Regions from separate parts of the Homo sapiens genome. Here region 2 is linked to region 1. A link is an interaction called in ENCODE POLR2A ChIA-PET data of the cell type or tissue named here. Cell type or tissue: CD4-positive, alpha-beta T cell. All regions are shown on one strand. Links, peaks and the distances in the headings refer to the core of each region. The heading gives the core; the rest is flanking DNA.

Region 1 (7,767 bases), core at 1,805-6,804:
ACCAGGCTGGGCAACATGGCGAAAACCCATCTCTACTGAAAGTACAAAAATTAGACACTTGCCCAGCTCTCTTGCCCAGGCTGGAGTGCAATGTTGCGATCTCGGCTCACTGCAACCTCCACCTCCCGGGTTCAAGTGATTCTCCTGCCTCAACCTCCCAAGTAGCTGGGATTACAGGCACCCACCACCATGCCTAACTAATTGTGTATTTTTAGTAGCGACAGAGTTTCCCCATGTTGGCTGGGCTGGTCTCAAACTCCTGACCTCAAGTGATCCACCCACCTCAGCCTACCAAAGTGCTGGGATTCCGGATGTGAGCCACCGCGCCCAGCTTCTGCTTGTTAACATATGAGATTAGCATAAATTAGGGGTTGGCAAGCTTGTCCTGTAAAGGGCCAGTTAGTAAATATTTCTGGGCTATATTGTTTTCTGTTGCAATAATTCAAGCGTGCCACTGTAAGCACAAAATCTAGACCCATAGACAACGTGGAAATTCTGTGGCACAAAAGCAGCCATAGATAATATGTAAATTAAAGAATGTGGCTGTGTTCCAATAAAACTTCATGGGTGCTAAAATTTGGATTTTATGTGAGTTTCATGTCTTCAAATATATATATTATATATATATATGTTGCCATATATATATATGTTGCCATATATATATATATATAGCAACAGGTTCTCACTATGTTGCTCAGGCTGAACTCAGACTCCTGGGCTCAAGCAATCCTCCTGCCTCATCCTCCAGAGTAGCTGGTACTACAGGTGCACACCACCACACCCTGCCTGATATTTTTAACCACGAAAAAATATAAAAATCATTATTAGTTCACAAGGCTGTACAAATATAGGCAGGCGGCCAAATTGGCCTGTGAGCTGTAGCTTGCTGACCGCAGATCTAATAGCTACTGGTTAAATGAAGACAATCTAAAACCTGCCCCATCTTGAGATTACTGGTTAAAACCAATTTTTTTCTTATCTGGATTTCTTCAGAGTGGGCTGTGACAATAACTCACATACTCTGGTTTGCTTGAAAACACTCATAAATAATCTGGAAGGCAAAAGGAGTAATCTTGGCTCCTTCCATTTCCCCCATATTGAAAGCTGAGAGTTAAGACAAAAAGCAAAATGTTCAAGGACATTTTACAAGAGGTCCACCTCCTACACATGGAGAAAATCACATGTTCAGGGAGGATCCTGAAAGCCTTGTGCAAATAATGGGAGCGGACAAATAAAGGAAGGTGGCAGAGATTCAGGACTTCTCTGTCAGGCACCAGAAGTTTGGACTGAAGTGAAATAAAGGAATTTCCATGGTGTCCCACAGCTAACTGTTCTCTCCAGCCACGCACAAGTGTGTGTGGCCTTTTATTTATTTATTTATTTATTTTTGAGATGGAGTCTTGCTCTGTCGCCAGGCTGGAGTGCAGTGGCATGATCTCGGCTTACCGCAACCTCCGCCTCCTGGGTTCAAGCAATTCTCCTGCCTCAGTCTCCCAAACAGCTGAGACTACAGGCGCCTGCCACCACGCCCAGCTAATTTTTGTATTTTTAGTAAAGACGAGGTTTCACCACATTGGCCAGGATGGTCTCGATCTCTTGATCTCATGATCTGCCCCCTCAGCCTCCCAAAATGCTGGGATTACAGGCTTCAGCCACCACACCCGGCCACAGGTTGGCCTTTTAAATGAGGGAAGGTCGGCTCAGGGGTCAGTAGGAGACTTACAGCCCTAAGTGTGTGCAGAGTCAGCCACACTAACATGTAAAATATCCACATTTTAAATAAGTATGATAAAGTACATATCAACTGATTGGGGAGCCCCTGGTTAGCACATCTGTATCCAAAACCCCAATGATATAGAAAGGATGAATTGTTTTTCCCTTTTTTTTTTTTCTAATTTAAAAATAATAGAGAAGGAATCTCACTATGTTGCCCAGGGTGGCTTCAAACTCCTGGACTCAAGCAATCCTCCCGCCTTGGCCTCCCAAAGTGCTAAGATTACGGATGTGAGCCACCATGCCTGGCCTCTCCCTTTTTCTTAATCCAACTACTGACAAATGTAACTGCCAGTTTGGTAGAAGGAAAAGTCAATGCATGGAACCTTTGACATGGAATGAGTGAAAGGACTCTTGTGGTGAGAGAATCAGATAACTCTAGAATACACCCCTCCTAATTGAATCATTTTACCATTTTAAAACTATCATTAACGCCGTCTTTTGTAATAAATCAAAGATAAAAAGCAGTTCTGTATCTTGCACAAGTAGATACTACAGAGAGCGAGAGTTTGTATGGAAGTGACGTCAGCATCTTATCCCAGATTTCCCTAGCTCCATCGTCCACCCGCGGCCATTGCACGGAAGCACGAGCTCATCACGTACTATTATGTAGCTTTCGGTGCTCTCCTCACCATCCACAGCTCTAGATGACATGAGAGAGGCAAAAACAAAACCATCACTGCTATGGCTACTGGTCTCCCATTCACTTTTTCTTCTAGTGAAAAAAAAGAAAAGAAGCAAGCTCTCAAACATGGAAGTTCTTTTCTTCAGAATAGTTTTATTAGTTTGCATACAGTTTGTCAACACTCAACTTTTTTCTCTCCTGACACACAAATCCATTCAGCTAGAGCTTTCTTCTCCCCATATTTTACAGATTGTGACATGGTATGGATCTGCAGGCATCTCTGACCTTCGAAGCTTGAGGTTACTGCCACTGCCTGTTGCCATGGCACCTTTAAGATTCTGCACTTCGGACACAAATTTCAAAAGCTCCACTTCAAGTTCGTTTAAGGTATTGAATACACAGTCTTTGTAAAGAGAAGCATTTTGATTTTTCTTTAGTGGAGTGCGAAATGGGAAGCCTCGAAGGCCAGGAGGACTCTGCTCCTGTCAAGAAAGATATTCAAGGTCAATAATATCATGGACTTTGCTGGTTTTGACACAGTTCCAAGACAGTTGGGCTCATTTAAGAAAAGATGGTTCTAGCAGTGCTCGAGTGCAGGCACTGGCAGACTATGGCCAAATTTGGCCCTCCACCTGTTTTTGTAAATAAAGTTTTATTGGCACACAGTCATGCTCACTCATTTCTATATTGTTTAAGGCTGCTTCATGTTACAACAGCAGATTTGAGTAGTTGCAAGGAAGACCGTACTGCCCACAAAGCTGTAAATATTCACTCTCTGGCCCTTTACAGAAAAAGTTTGCCAATCCTTCCTCTAATCAGTTTGGGCACAGGATCATGAAATGCTGGGTCTTTCTAGGGGAGAATACGCTTTCTTTCCCTTTCTCCTTCTACTTGAAAGAATTGTTTATGGTCACTTTGAGGCCCAGCTGTTACTACTTTACACCTTCATCTCTTTTTTTTGTTTGTTTTTTTGAGACACAGTTTCACTCTGTCACCCAGGCTGGTGTGATCTTGGCTCACCGCAACCTCCACTTCCTGGGTTCAAGCAATTCTTTTTTTTTGTGAGACGGAATCTTGCCCTGTCACCCAGGCTGGAGTGCAGTGGCATGATCTCGGTTCACTGCAACCTCTGCCTCCCAGGTTCCAGCTATTCTCCTGCCTCAGCCTCCCGAGTAGCTGGGATTACAGGCACCCGCCATCATGCCCGGCTAATTTTTGTATTTTTGTAGAGACAGGGTTTTATCATGTTGGCCAGGCTGGTCTCGAACTCCTGACCTCAGGTGATCCACCCGCCTCGGCTTCCCAAATTGCTGGGATTACAGGCATGAGCCACCACCCCCGGCCGGGGTTCAAGCAACTCTTATGCCTCAGCCTCCCAAGTAGCTGGGACCACAGGTGCCCACCACCATACCAGCTAATTTTTTTTTTTTTTGAGACAGAGTCTCACTTTGTCGCCCAGGCTGGCGTGCAGTGGCACGATCTCAGCTCACTGCAACCTCTGCCTCCCAGGTTCAAGTGATTCTCCTGCCTCAGTCTCCCGAGTAGCTGGGATTACAGGGGTGTGCCACCACACCTGGCTAATTTCTGTATTTTTTTTTTTTTTTGAGACAGAGTTTTGCTCTTGTTGCCCAGGCTGGAGGGCAATGGCGCAGTTTCGGCTCACTGCAACCTCCACCTCCCGGGTTCAAGCGATTCTCCTGCCTCAGCCTCCCGAGTAGCTGGGATTACAGGCATGCGCCACTACGCCTAATTTTGTATTTTTAGTAGAGACGGGCTTTCTCCATGTTGGTCAGGCTGGTCTCAACTTCCTGACCTCAGATGATCCGTCCGCCTCGGCCTCCCAAAGTGCTGGGATTACAGGCATGAGCCACTGGGCCCAGCTTTTTTTTTTTTTTTTTTTTTTTTTGAGACAGAGTCTCACTCTGTCACCTGGGCTGGAGTGCAGTGGCTCCATCTCGGCTCACTACCACCTCTGCCTCCAGGGTTCAAGTGATTCTCCTGCCTCAGCCTCCCGAGTAGCTGGGATTACAGGCGCCCGCCACTACGCCCAGCTAGGTTTTGTATTTTTAGTAGAGACAGGGTTTCACCATGTTGCCCAGCTGGTCTCGAACTCCTGACCTCGTGATTCACCCGCCTCAGCCTCCCAAAGTGCTAGGATTACAGGGGTGAGCCACCGCGCCTGGCCTAATTTCTGTATTTTTAGTAAAGACGAGGTTTCACCATGTTGGCCAGGCTGGTCTCAATCTCCTGACCTCAAGTGATCTGCCCGTCTCGGCCTCCCAAAGTTCTGGGATTACAGGCATGAGCCACTGTGCCCGGCCTACACCTTTATCTCCTTACAGAAGTTTCATATTTTGTTGGGATGATATCATTTCCATTTAGCTCAGGAATTTTCAGTAAGTCAAGCACTAGGAAAAATGTAAAAAGCAAGGGAACAGTGAATTTGGCCCTGTGAATAATATAATTTTGACCTTCTAAAACACACCATAAGTTCTTTATTTTGAGACAGAGTCTCAGTCGCCCATGCAGGAGTGCAGTAGTGTGATCTCAGCTCACCACAACCTCTGCCTCCAGGGTTCAAGCCATTCTTCTGCCTCAGCCTCCCGAGTAGCTGGGATTACAGACACACGCCGCCATGCCCAGCTAATTTTTGTATTTTTAGTAGAGATGGGGTTTCACCGTGTTGGCCAGGCTGTTCTCAAACTCCCGACCTCAGGCAATCCACCTGCCCTGGCCTCCCAAAGTGATGGGATTACAGCATGAACCACTGCGCCCGGCTGAGTTCTTGAATCTATCCTACATTTGAAAAAATCCATCTAACCAGAAGAACTTTGAGCCAAGAAACTAGAGGTCATCTTCCACTGTTTGTCCCAATATCTGTGGATGTGGGGACTATTGTCTTCACTAAGGATACATCAGGAAGTGAATTTGCCAGCTTTGCCCAGGACCATGAGGTCGGTTCATTATACCCAACGGTGCCGCCTAGACTCACTAGAACATCCGTTTCCCTGAGACTCCTGAGATTGAATCAATATGGTGTAAAAAAAATGGAGCCATCCTTACCTTATTCTTCTCACTGTCTCTTTGACACTGCAGTATCACAAACGGCACAACAGCAAACAAAAGCCAGAGCCATTTGCTCCCAAGCCAGCCTTGGGTGTGCTCTGGTAGGTTCTGCCGAATCCGAAAGTGCTCTCCACACGGCACCTTCCCCTGGGGTTCGCTAGTTTTCTGTCTCAGAGAAGAGAACATAAAGGCATAGCTGCAGGTGAGGCACAGAAGCAGGACCAGGGACGATTTCAGCGTCCACATGGTGAGCAGAGATGGGGAAGGGAGTTGCTCATGACGGGTTTGCTTGCCCTCGCAACTGGAAGACTGGGCACCTGGTGCCAGGCCCTTGGTGATGTCACAGAGGCCCTGAGCTGAGGCCACCCTGGCCATTGTGATGATTTCAGGACAGAGGTTACAGGTCACAGGAGTCGCCCGGGAGGAGGACTCAAAGGGAGATGGGGGCATTTCCAGCAGGCAGTCAGAGAGAGAGGATAGGCACGACGGGGTGCCAATTCCCTGCCAGGGGACTCTTTCCAACCCTCGAGCTTTTGCTGGTAGAGGCCGTCATGTTTCTGTTTTTCATTTGTTTGATCCAAACACTATGATGAGCAGAGGGAGATGCCATGTGCCCCGTGGAGCTGAGTTAAATGGGAGAGAAAGATATTAAACCACAGGCTACCTACAAACTCGGAGCCACCTATGTGTTTTGTTTGGCCTATGTTGTTTCTAAAAATTATTAGTCAGTACTTAAATGTTGTGGGGGGTGGGTATTTCACTTTAAAAGTCCAGGTTTCCGGCTTCCTTTGAAAATATGAGAGCGTGGCCGGGCGCGGCAGCTCACGCCTGTAATCCCAGCACTTTGGGAGGCTGAGGCGGGCAGATTACGAGGTCAAGAGATCGAGACCATCCTGTCCAACGTGGTGAAACCCCGTCTTTACTAAAAATACAAAAATTAGCTGGATGTGGTGGCACACGCCTGTAGTCTCAGCTACTTGGGAGGCTGAGACAGGAGAATCACTTGAACCCAGGAGGCAGAGGTTGTGATGAGCCGAGATCACGCCACTGCACTCCAGCCTGGCAACAGAGCAAGACTCTGTCTCAAAAAAAAAAAAAAAAAAAAAAGAAAAAGAAAAAGAAAGAAAAGAAAATATGAAGAGTTCTGGAAGCACTGGGCCCACACTGTCATAGAACCAGTCTTCTGCTAGAGCCAAGTGAAATCATCCATCCTGTGGCCATATTCCCTCCACAGTCCCCACCACTCCCTATTACCACATACCATCATTGACAGCAGCAGTGTGTGCCTGCCTTGGGTTAAGAGTATACTTTGGAGCCAGGCCTGGTGGCTCACACTTGTAATCCCAGCACTTTGGGAGGCCAAGGTAGGCAGATCACCCAAGGTCAGAAGTTTGAGACCAGCCTGGCCAACATGGTGAAACCCTATCTCTACTAAAAATACACAAATTAGCCAGGCATGGTGGCATGTGCCTGTAATCCCAGCTACTTGGGAGGCTGAGACGGGAGAATCACTTGAACCCAGGAAGTAGAGGTTACAGTGAGCTTAGATGGCGCCACTGCACTCCAGTCTGGGCAACAGAGCAGGGCTCAGTCTCAAAAAAAAAAAAAAAAAAGAAAAGAAAAGAAAAGAAAAGAAAAAAAGAGTATACATTGGGCCAGGCACAGGGGCAGGGGCTCACACCTGTAATCCCAGCACTTTGGGAGGCCAGGGTGGGCAGATCACCTGAGGTCAGGAGGAGTTCCAGACCAATCTGGCTAACATAGCGAGACCCCATCTCTACTAAAAATACAAAAATTAGCCAGGTGTGGCAATGCACGCCTGCAATCTCAGCTACTTGGGAGGCTGAGGCAGGAGAATCATTTGAACCTTGGAGGCAGAGGTTGCAGTGAGCTGAGATCAAGACACTCTACTCCAGCCTGGGTGACAGAGTGAGACTGTGTTTCAGAAAAGAAAAAAGAGTATAGTTCGATTAAAATTGTGGTAAGAGGCCGGGCACGGTGGCTCATGCCTGTAATCCCAGCACCTTGGGAGGGTGAGGTGGGTGGATCACCTAAGGTCGAGAGTTTGAGACCAGCCAAGCCAACATGGAGAAACCCCATCTCTACTAAAAATACAAAAAAATTAGCTGGGCATGGTGGTGCATGCCTGTAATCCCAGCTACTCGGGAGGCTGAGGCAGGAGAATTGCTTGAACCTGGGAGGCAGAGGTTGCGGTGAGCTGAGATTGTGCCATTGCACTCCAGCCTGGGCAACAAGAGCGAAACTCCATCTCAAAAAAAAAAAAAAAACAAAGAAAGAAGAAA
Region 2 (7,767 bases), core at 1,419-6,418, 190 kb before region 1:
AGAAATTTTAAAACAAAACAAGCACAGGCAGCTGCATGACATCTATTGTCTGGGTAGTGACCAGCAGCAGCACCACCATTTTTGCCTGTCCAATGTGCATTTTGCCTGGACTTTCTACAGTGATAGGGTGTAAGCTGAAAGTTGGTGGTCAGGGTTTCACAGGGCACAATCTGCCTTAGAAGAAAGCCAGGAGAGGAAAGCAATATTGAGAGATAGAGAATGGCTGGGCATGGTGGTTCATGCCTGGATTCCCAGCACTTTGGGAAGCTGAGGCAGGCAAATCGCTTGAGCTCAGAAGTTCGAGGCTAGCATGGGTAACACGACAAAATCTCATCTCTAAAATATATACAAAAATTAACAGGGCATGGTGGAGCATGCCTGTATTCCCAGCTGCTTGGGGGACTGAGGCAGGGATTGCTTGAACCCAGGAGGTCAAGGCTGCAGTGAGCTGTGATTGTGCCACTGCACTCCTGCCTGGGGGCCAAAGTAAGACCCTGTCTCCAGAAAAAAGAGAGAGAGAAATAGAGAATGATTCCGGATGGCATCCTTCAGCCCCTGGATCCAGCCGTGCCTGAAGCCACTGGCCTTTTCAACCACATAAGTCAATAAATTTCTTTGTTTATCTAAGAAAGTTTGTGGCCGGGTGCGGTGGCTGACACCTGTAATCCCAGCAGTTTGGGAGGCTGAGGCAAGTGTATCACGAGGTCAGGAGATCAAGACCATCCTGGCTAACACGGTGAAACCCCATCTCTACTAAAAATACAAAAAATTAGCCAGGTATGGTAGCACACGCCTGTGGTCCCGGCCACTTGGGAGGCTGAGGCAGGAGAATCACTTGAACCTGGGAGGCAGAGGTTGCCATGAGCTGAGATTACACCACTGCACTCCAGCCTGGGTGACAGAGCGAGACTCCATCTCAAAAAAAAAAAAAAAGAAAAAAGAAAAGAAAAAGAAAGTTTGCATAGGGTTTTCACTCTCCTGTAATTAAACAAACCTCATGAAATGTCTTAGGTCAGAGACCTGTATGAAGAATTCAGACAGTTCTCCTCTTCAACCCTAAGCCAGGGTGGGTAAGAATACTGAGTGCTGGCTGGACAGCTCTGGCACCTGCCCCTTTTTACAATTTATCTGAGGAAAAAACACATTCAGAGTTTTGCCTGCACTCCAAGGATTAGGAAAGGGGGCCAAGAGGAGACATGAGGAGGAAGATGGAAGCTTCCCTCTGAACAAGAACAGAGACAGTGCCAGAAAGTTCAGATCAAAGAGGAGGGCTGCGTTGACAGGGGCTTAGTCAGCCGCTGGTGTCAAGACCCAAAGAGAAAGTTGGGCAGGTTGACATGGAGCCCACAGGTGGGAGTGGGAGGTGGAGTCTGGATTTTGACCCAGCCGGCTGGAAACTCATTTACTTTTGGCCATGGTGACTTCCTGTTTTCAAAGGGAAGGAGGCATTGGTAAAGAAAAGCCGCCCCCGGCTTACTGGACAGCAAGTATTTCTCACAGAGTTCTATTTTTTGCTCCATTCAATGCCAGTGGTTCCAATTTATTTTATACAAAACAGGGTTCTGTGATGATGGGAAGGTCTTCAACAAGGCCAGTGGATTTGATTGAGAGCAGAAGATGAATGAATCATTCCAAGATGTTAGACAAAAACCCCAACACACCCAGGTTCCCCCGTTGAGACTGGGCTGCTGTTTGGCGTTGTGGGGAGAGTGAGCCACACCGGTGGCAGGGCCTGCACTTCCCATCCAAGACCATTTCCTTGCAATGAGGTCTCTTGATTCTCAAGGCCCATTTGGGTGCTGGAAATGCCTCTTCACTCTACCAAATCTCCACTTCCGGTTTTGACACCTAACTCATCTCAAATCCAGGAGTGACGGCCTCTAACAAGAAATTATATTATTGTCTGGGCACAGTGGCTCATGCCTATAATCCCAGCACTTCGGGAGGCTGAGGCGGGTGGATTTCTTGAGGCCAGCATGGCAAAACCCCATCTCTACTAAAAATACAAAAATTAGCTGGGCATAGTGGCACACGCCTGTAATCCCAGCTACTGGGGAGACTCAGACATGAGATCGCACCACTGCACTCCAGCTTGGGCAACAGAATGAGACTCTGTCTAAAAAGAAAAGAAAATCTATTATTGTTTTTTAAACTTCCAACCTACTCTCCATAGCCAATTTGGGGCCAAATCCATGGACATTACTGAGCCTCTCAGCTGTCCTCCATCTCAGTCTAACTGTGAGAGGAGCTCGGAAGCAGCTGTCTGAATACTTTCTCAAGTCCTCACTTCTGCCCAGCAGTGACCCGGAATTTGCTCAAGCGTTTCTGGAAAACCAATGAGGCCGTAGGAAGATGGCCCTCCCTCTGCATGAGAGTCCTGTGACAGTCATCCTAGCTGTGAATGAGGATGTAACCAAGATCGCATGGCAGTCTTGACACAGGTAAAGAAACAGGCAGGTCAGGAGAGAAGGACGCTCAGAATTTTGGTAGACTGTATACAAATCTGATTCCAGATTATTCCTCTAGTCCAAAGGTTCTCAACAGGAAACAGTTCTGCCTCCTGGGGACATTTTTGGTTGTCACAACTAGGGGAGAGTGTTACTGGCATCTAGTGAGTGGAAGACAGGGATGCCCCACCACATGGAACATAATTCCACAACATGAAATGATCTCGCCCTTAAGGTCAACAGTGCCCAGGCAGAGAAGCCTGCTCTAGCCACATGATCGGTCTTAAAAAGAAGAGGGCTCCAGGAATAAAATCTGAAGAGCTGCTTCTCTAAACCATGCATTGTATCAAGAGCCAAACAGCACTGCTTCCACCAAGGCAGCATAACACAAGGAATGGAATTCTCACTTGCTGGCTCAAGGCCTTGCACACTCAAAGGCTTTGGCAAGAATATTCAGGGGGCCCTCTGGTGTATTCACTGGGGATGCTTTGGGCTGCATTTAAGAGAATACATGCCTAACAGTGGCCTACATGATAAAAGCTGGGGAAGTGGATTTGGTTGAGCAGATCTTGTCTCTGTCCGCTGTCCATCCAAATGATAGATGTTGTCCTATAAGTATGCCCAAGTGGGGTCTCTGTGTGGTTCCCTGAACTCCTAACAGGCCAGCAGGGTAGACTTGCAGCCAAGCCTCTGACAAGTTGGCCATGGTCTCAAGTAGCCCTGTGCAAGAGAATGTGCCTAGCTCAGTCCAAAACCATCCAATGGCAACAGCAGTAAAGGCTTTACAGCTTGTAAGTGAACATCAGCAAGTACGAAGGGCAACTCATCATCCGCAAAAGCTCTCTACAAAATTGTCCACCAATCTTCCTTCCCATCTCCATCCTTGCAACCTCATCCACCCCTTTATTCCTGAAGGAGGCACCACAGGAAGGAAGGTTAGTGAAATCAACAGAACGTCTACTCGCCCTACAAACGTGGCATCCTGCTGGTGGGCAGGCAGTAGTCTGCAAGGCTGTAGTAACGGGGCTGGGACTGGGACCTCGTCCACTGCGGCCCCTCTGTCTCCCACACTTCCTCTTTGTGTCTCAGGCTGAGTTTCCCTTCCTCTTTTCCCTCCTGCAGATGGTTAGCTGCTTCGATTGTTTCGCTCATAGGACCAGTCCAAACCACAGAGCTTGGCACCACCTTCCAACCTCCCATTTGCCAACGTCTGTTTATCAGATCCAAGGCATGCTCTTATGGGCTGATAGTCTGACAGGAGCTCTGTTTTCAAGCCGGCGAGGGAAGTCCAACTGTTATATAAGGCCATATCGAGCCCCATTCATTCCTCCAGCAATAAAGTGCTTTTGGAAACAGGATGGTAATTGGCAAGATGACAATCATTGTGCAGCAGGCTGGCTCAAATGAAATGACAGCCCTTTCTGTCACGTCGTGGTAAATCTCAGCCTCTCTGCTCCTTGGAACCAGTCCGAGGGTCCCAGTGGGTAGGACGGGAGGGAAGGCGGCAGAAGAGAATAGAGTGACCTCTTCAGAACACTGATTGCGTCAGTTAATTCCTGCTAAACTCGGTCACTGGCTTTACAGTGCTCCGAGGATGAAATCTTTGAGTGGCTGTAGGTGACAGTTTTTGTTTGTTTGTTTTTTGAGATGGAGTCTGTCTCTGTCGCCCAGGCTGGAGTGCAGTGGCACAATCTTGACTCACTGCAACCTCCGCCTTCTGGGTTCAAGCGATTCTCGTGCCTCAGCCTCCCGAGTAGCTGGGATTATGGGCACCTGCCACCATGCCTGGCTAATTTTTGTATTTTTAGTAGAGACAGGGTTTCACCGTATTGGCCAGGATGGTCTCGAACTCCCAACCTCGGGTGATTCACCTGCCTAGGCCTCCCAAAGTGCTGGGATTACAGGCGTGAGCCACTGCACCTGGCCCATAGGCGGCATTTTTTTAATCTAGCCCTGGGACCTCAGCATTTCCTCTCCCACCTCCCTGCCCCTCCCTCACAGGGCACTGTCATGCTGGCCTGAGGCTCCTCTGTCCCCCTCTGGGCTTTGGCACACATCGGCCTTCTGCCTGGGACACTGTTCTCTCTGCTTTGCATCTGGTCAAAGTCTGCTCAAGCTTTGGCGCTCCCCCCAGCAAAGACATCCCTGGCAAACTGGGTCAAAGCCCCTTTTTAAAAGCAACCAGAGCACCCCTTCTCTCCCTGGCCCCACACTTATCACACCTGTACCTGCTCATCCATTCATCGGATCATTTGGTTAATGCCTATCATCTGTCTCCCAGTTAGACCATGAGCTGCAGGAGACAGACTGTATTAGGGTTCTCTTAGAGGGACAGAACTAATAGGATATATATAGGAGTTTATTAAGTATTAACTTACGCAATCACAAGGTCCCACAATAGGCCATCTGCAGGCTGCGGAGCAAGGAAAGCCAGTCTGAGTTCCAAAACTGAAGAACCTGGAGTCCGATGTCCAAGGGCAGGAAGCATCCAGCACTGGAGAAAGATGTAGGCTGGGAGGCTAGGCCATGCTCTCTTTTCACATTTTTTCTGCCTGCTTTATGTTCCCTGGCAGCTGATTAGGTGGTGCCCACCCGATTAAGGGTGGCTCTGCCTTCCCCAGCTCACTGACTCAAATGTTAATCTGAGTTAACACTCACAGACACTCCCAGGATCAATAGTGCACCCTTCAATCCAATCAAGTCGACACTCAGTATTAAGCATCACACAGACCATGCCTCTTTTGGCTTCAGCATCATCTCTCAGCACCTAAAACACACGCAGCTCTCGGTAAATGTTTCTGAATTCCTCTAAAAGTGTCCTGGGTTGCAGAAAATTCCCCATGAGAATTCATTTTCAAGCAAAGAATCTCAGACTAAGCAAGGTGTGTGTTTCTTTGTGGCTTCTGCACAAAGCCTAGGGCCTCCCTTTATAGCGCTTGTTGTGCTGTCTTGGTTTGAGTATCAATATTAATATTATGTCTTCCTCAGCTGGGCACAGCTGCTCACGCCTGTAATCCCAGCACTTTGGGAGGCTGAGGTGGGTGGATCACCTGAGGTCAGAAGTTCGAGACCAGCCTGGCCAACACGGTGAAACCCCATCTCTACTAAAAATACAAAAAATTAGCCAGGCATGGTGGCGCACACCTGTAGTCCCAGCTACTCGGGAGGCTGAGGCAGGAGAATTGCTTGAACCTGGGAAGGGGAGGTTGCAGTGAGCCGAGATTGTGCCACTGCACTCCAGCCTAGGCGACAGAGTGAGACTCTGTCTCAAAAAAACAACAAACAAAAAAACTTAATATCATGTCTTCCTTACCTTACTGATGGTATCATAGCCCCCAAAAGACACACACATACCCAAGCATCACGCAGGCAGACAGGGCCGGCCTCATGGTCGTGAGACCTGGCAAGCGGCATGTGGCCCCGCATTCGTAAGGGCCCTGCACTGCATTCAATGCTCTGCTTTCTTGAAAGTCTGAATATTTGGCCTGGCGCGGTGGGTGGCTCATACACGTAATCCCAGCACTTTGGGAGGCCAAGGAGGGCGGATCACGAGGTCAGGAGATCGAGACCATCCTGGCTAACACTGTGAAACCCCGTCTCTACTAAAAATACAAAAAATTAGCCAGGCGTGGTGGCATGTGCCCATAGTCCCAGCTACTCAAGAGGCTGAGGCAGGGGAATCGCTTGAACCCGGGAGGCAGAGGTTGCAGTGAGCCGAGATTGCATCACTGCACTCCAGCCTTGGAGACTGAGCGAGACTCCGTCTCAAAAAAATAAAAACCAAAAAAACAAGAAACAAAGAAAAACAAAAAAAAAGAAAGAAAAGAAAGTCTTAATGTTTGAACAAGGAGCCTCACAAATCACGCGGACAGCCCTCCAGGCCACTGTGTCTTGCTCATAGTGCCTGGCCCACAGCAGTGCTCAGAAAATATGGCTTGACGAACTACCCTGTCAAAAGGGAAGGCAGTCTGGGCCAAGCCAGTCCAACCTTCAGTGGTGCCCAGAAGAAAAGGACATCGACTTTCAAGTCACACAATCCTGGCTTGAACCTCAGTCCCACCCTTCAAGCTTCGGGACCCCGTCTAAGCCTCTGACCAGCTCCAAGGCTCAGCTTCCTCATCTGCCAGATGGGGACAGCTATATGGTGAAGGCTGGACAAACAGTGCAGGGCTTGGGTCACAACAGGTGGCTGCCATCCTGCCACAGGTATGGAATCAGACATTTACTGCTTCACATGTCTTCTCCACTTGATTGAAATAATCAAATTGACATTTACTGGGGGCTTCTATATGCCAGACACTGTCTTAAATAGTGCACATGTGTTCACCCATTTACGTCTCACAGCAACCCATAAGGTGGAGACTATCGTTATCTCCTGTTTACAGTTTAAGAAACCCAGGCACAGAGAGGTTAGGTAAGGAGTCCAAAACACACAGCTATTAGGTTGGTGCAAAAGTAATTGCAGTTTTTGCCATTGAAAGTAATGTAAAAATCTGTTATTACTTTTGCACCAACCTAATAGAAAGTGGGTCTGGGATCTGAAGCCAGGTGCACAGGCTCCAGCCCCTCTACTCTTTTTTTATTTTTGTATTTTTTGTAGAGACAAGGTTTCTTCATGTTCTCCAGGCTGGTCTTGAACTCCTGGGCTCAAGTGATCCACCCACCTCGGCCTCCCAAAGTTCTAGGATTACAGGCGTGAGCCACTGCGCCTGGCCCACCAGGCCCTATATTATTAACCTCTGTTATGTCCCTGTTTAATGTGATGCCTAAATGATTTTCTCTCCTTCCTTTTTCTTTCTTGCATTAGAAAACTCCAATCTTTGATGAGAGGGAAGGACAGCTCCCCCTCACACCCACAAACACCCATCGAAAGGCAAACACTTTCCCTGGCCTGTAGCAGCGGCTGACCCTTGAGCATACCCCGATTCAACATCTAGAACAGGAGCCCAGGGTTTGGTTTTGAGCAACTTGGGCTTTGATGTGTATGGACCTTCCAGGTCTACAGCACAAGACACGAGGGCTGCAGAGGAGTGAAGGCGGCCCGAGGGAGGCGCGCGGGGTTTCCTGGATGGGCTGGTGGCTGGAATCTTATTCCAGAAAGTCCCAGATGGGCACCTCCAGGGAAGGGCTTGATGAGTGGGCCTTGACTGAGGCCCTAGGAACTCAGAGTGTTTACATCCATCAAAATAAAAACCATATGAGGCCGGGCATGGTGGCTCATGCCTGTAATCCTAACACTTTGGGAGGCCAAGGCGGGTGGATCACCTGAGGTCAGGAGTTTGAGACCAGCCTGGCCGACCTGGTGAAACTCCATCTCTAC

Evidence for each region. Peaks named below come from ENCODE experiments on the same cell type or tissue, not always from the same donor. Only the 100,000 strongest peaks of a DNase experiment are listed, where the experiment ranks them.
Region 2: POLR2A ChIA-PET joins it to region 1 with 8 read pairs; 2 of 35 experiments call an interaction of 5 or more read pairs at or near these places.

The regions. Positions count from the first base shown.
Region 1 is chr20:56,531,285-56,539,051 of GRCh38, reverse strand. FAM209B (family with sequence similarity 209 member B) reads right to left here and starts at 5,806. Exons shown (of 2, transcript NM_001013646.4): 1 at 5,462-5,806; 2 at 2,532-2,880. The coding sequence starts at 5,710. The coding sequence ends at 2,614. It also overlaps a transcript of FAM209A not described here. In CD4-positive, alpha-beta T cell, for the core only: no CTCF peak of the experiment used is centred there; no DNase peak of the experiment used is centred there.
Region 2 is chr20:56,718,086-56,725,852 of GRCh38, reverse strand. No RefSeq gene overlaps it. Among named protein-coding and RNA genes, the nearest start is that of TFAP2C, 93 kb to the right of the region's middle. RefSeq lists an enhancer at 3,669-3,738. In CD4-positive, alpha-beta T cell, for the core only: no CTCF peak of the experiment used is centred there; a DNase peak (open chromatin) is centred at 3,542.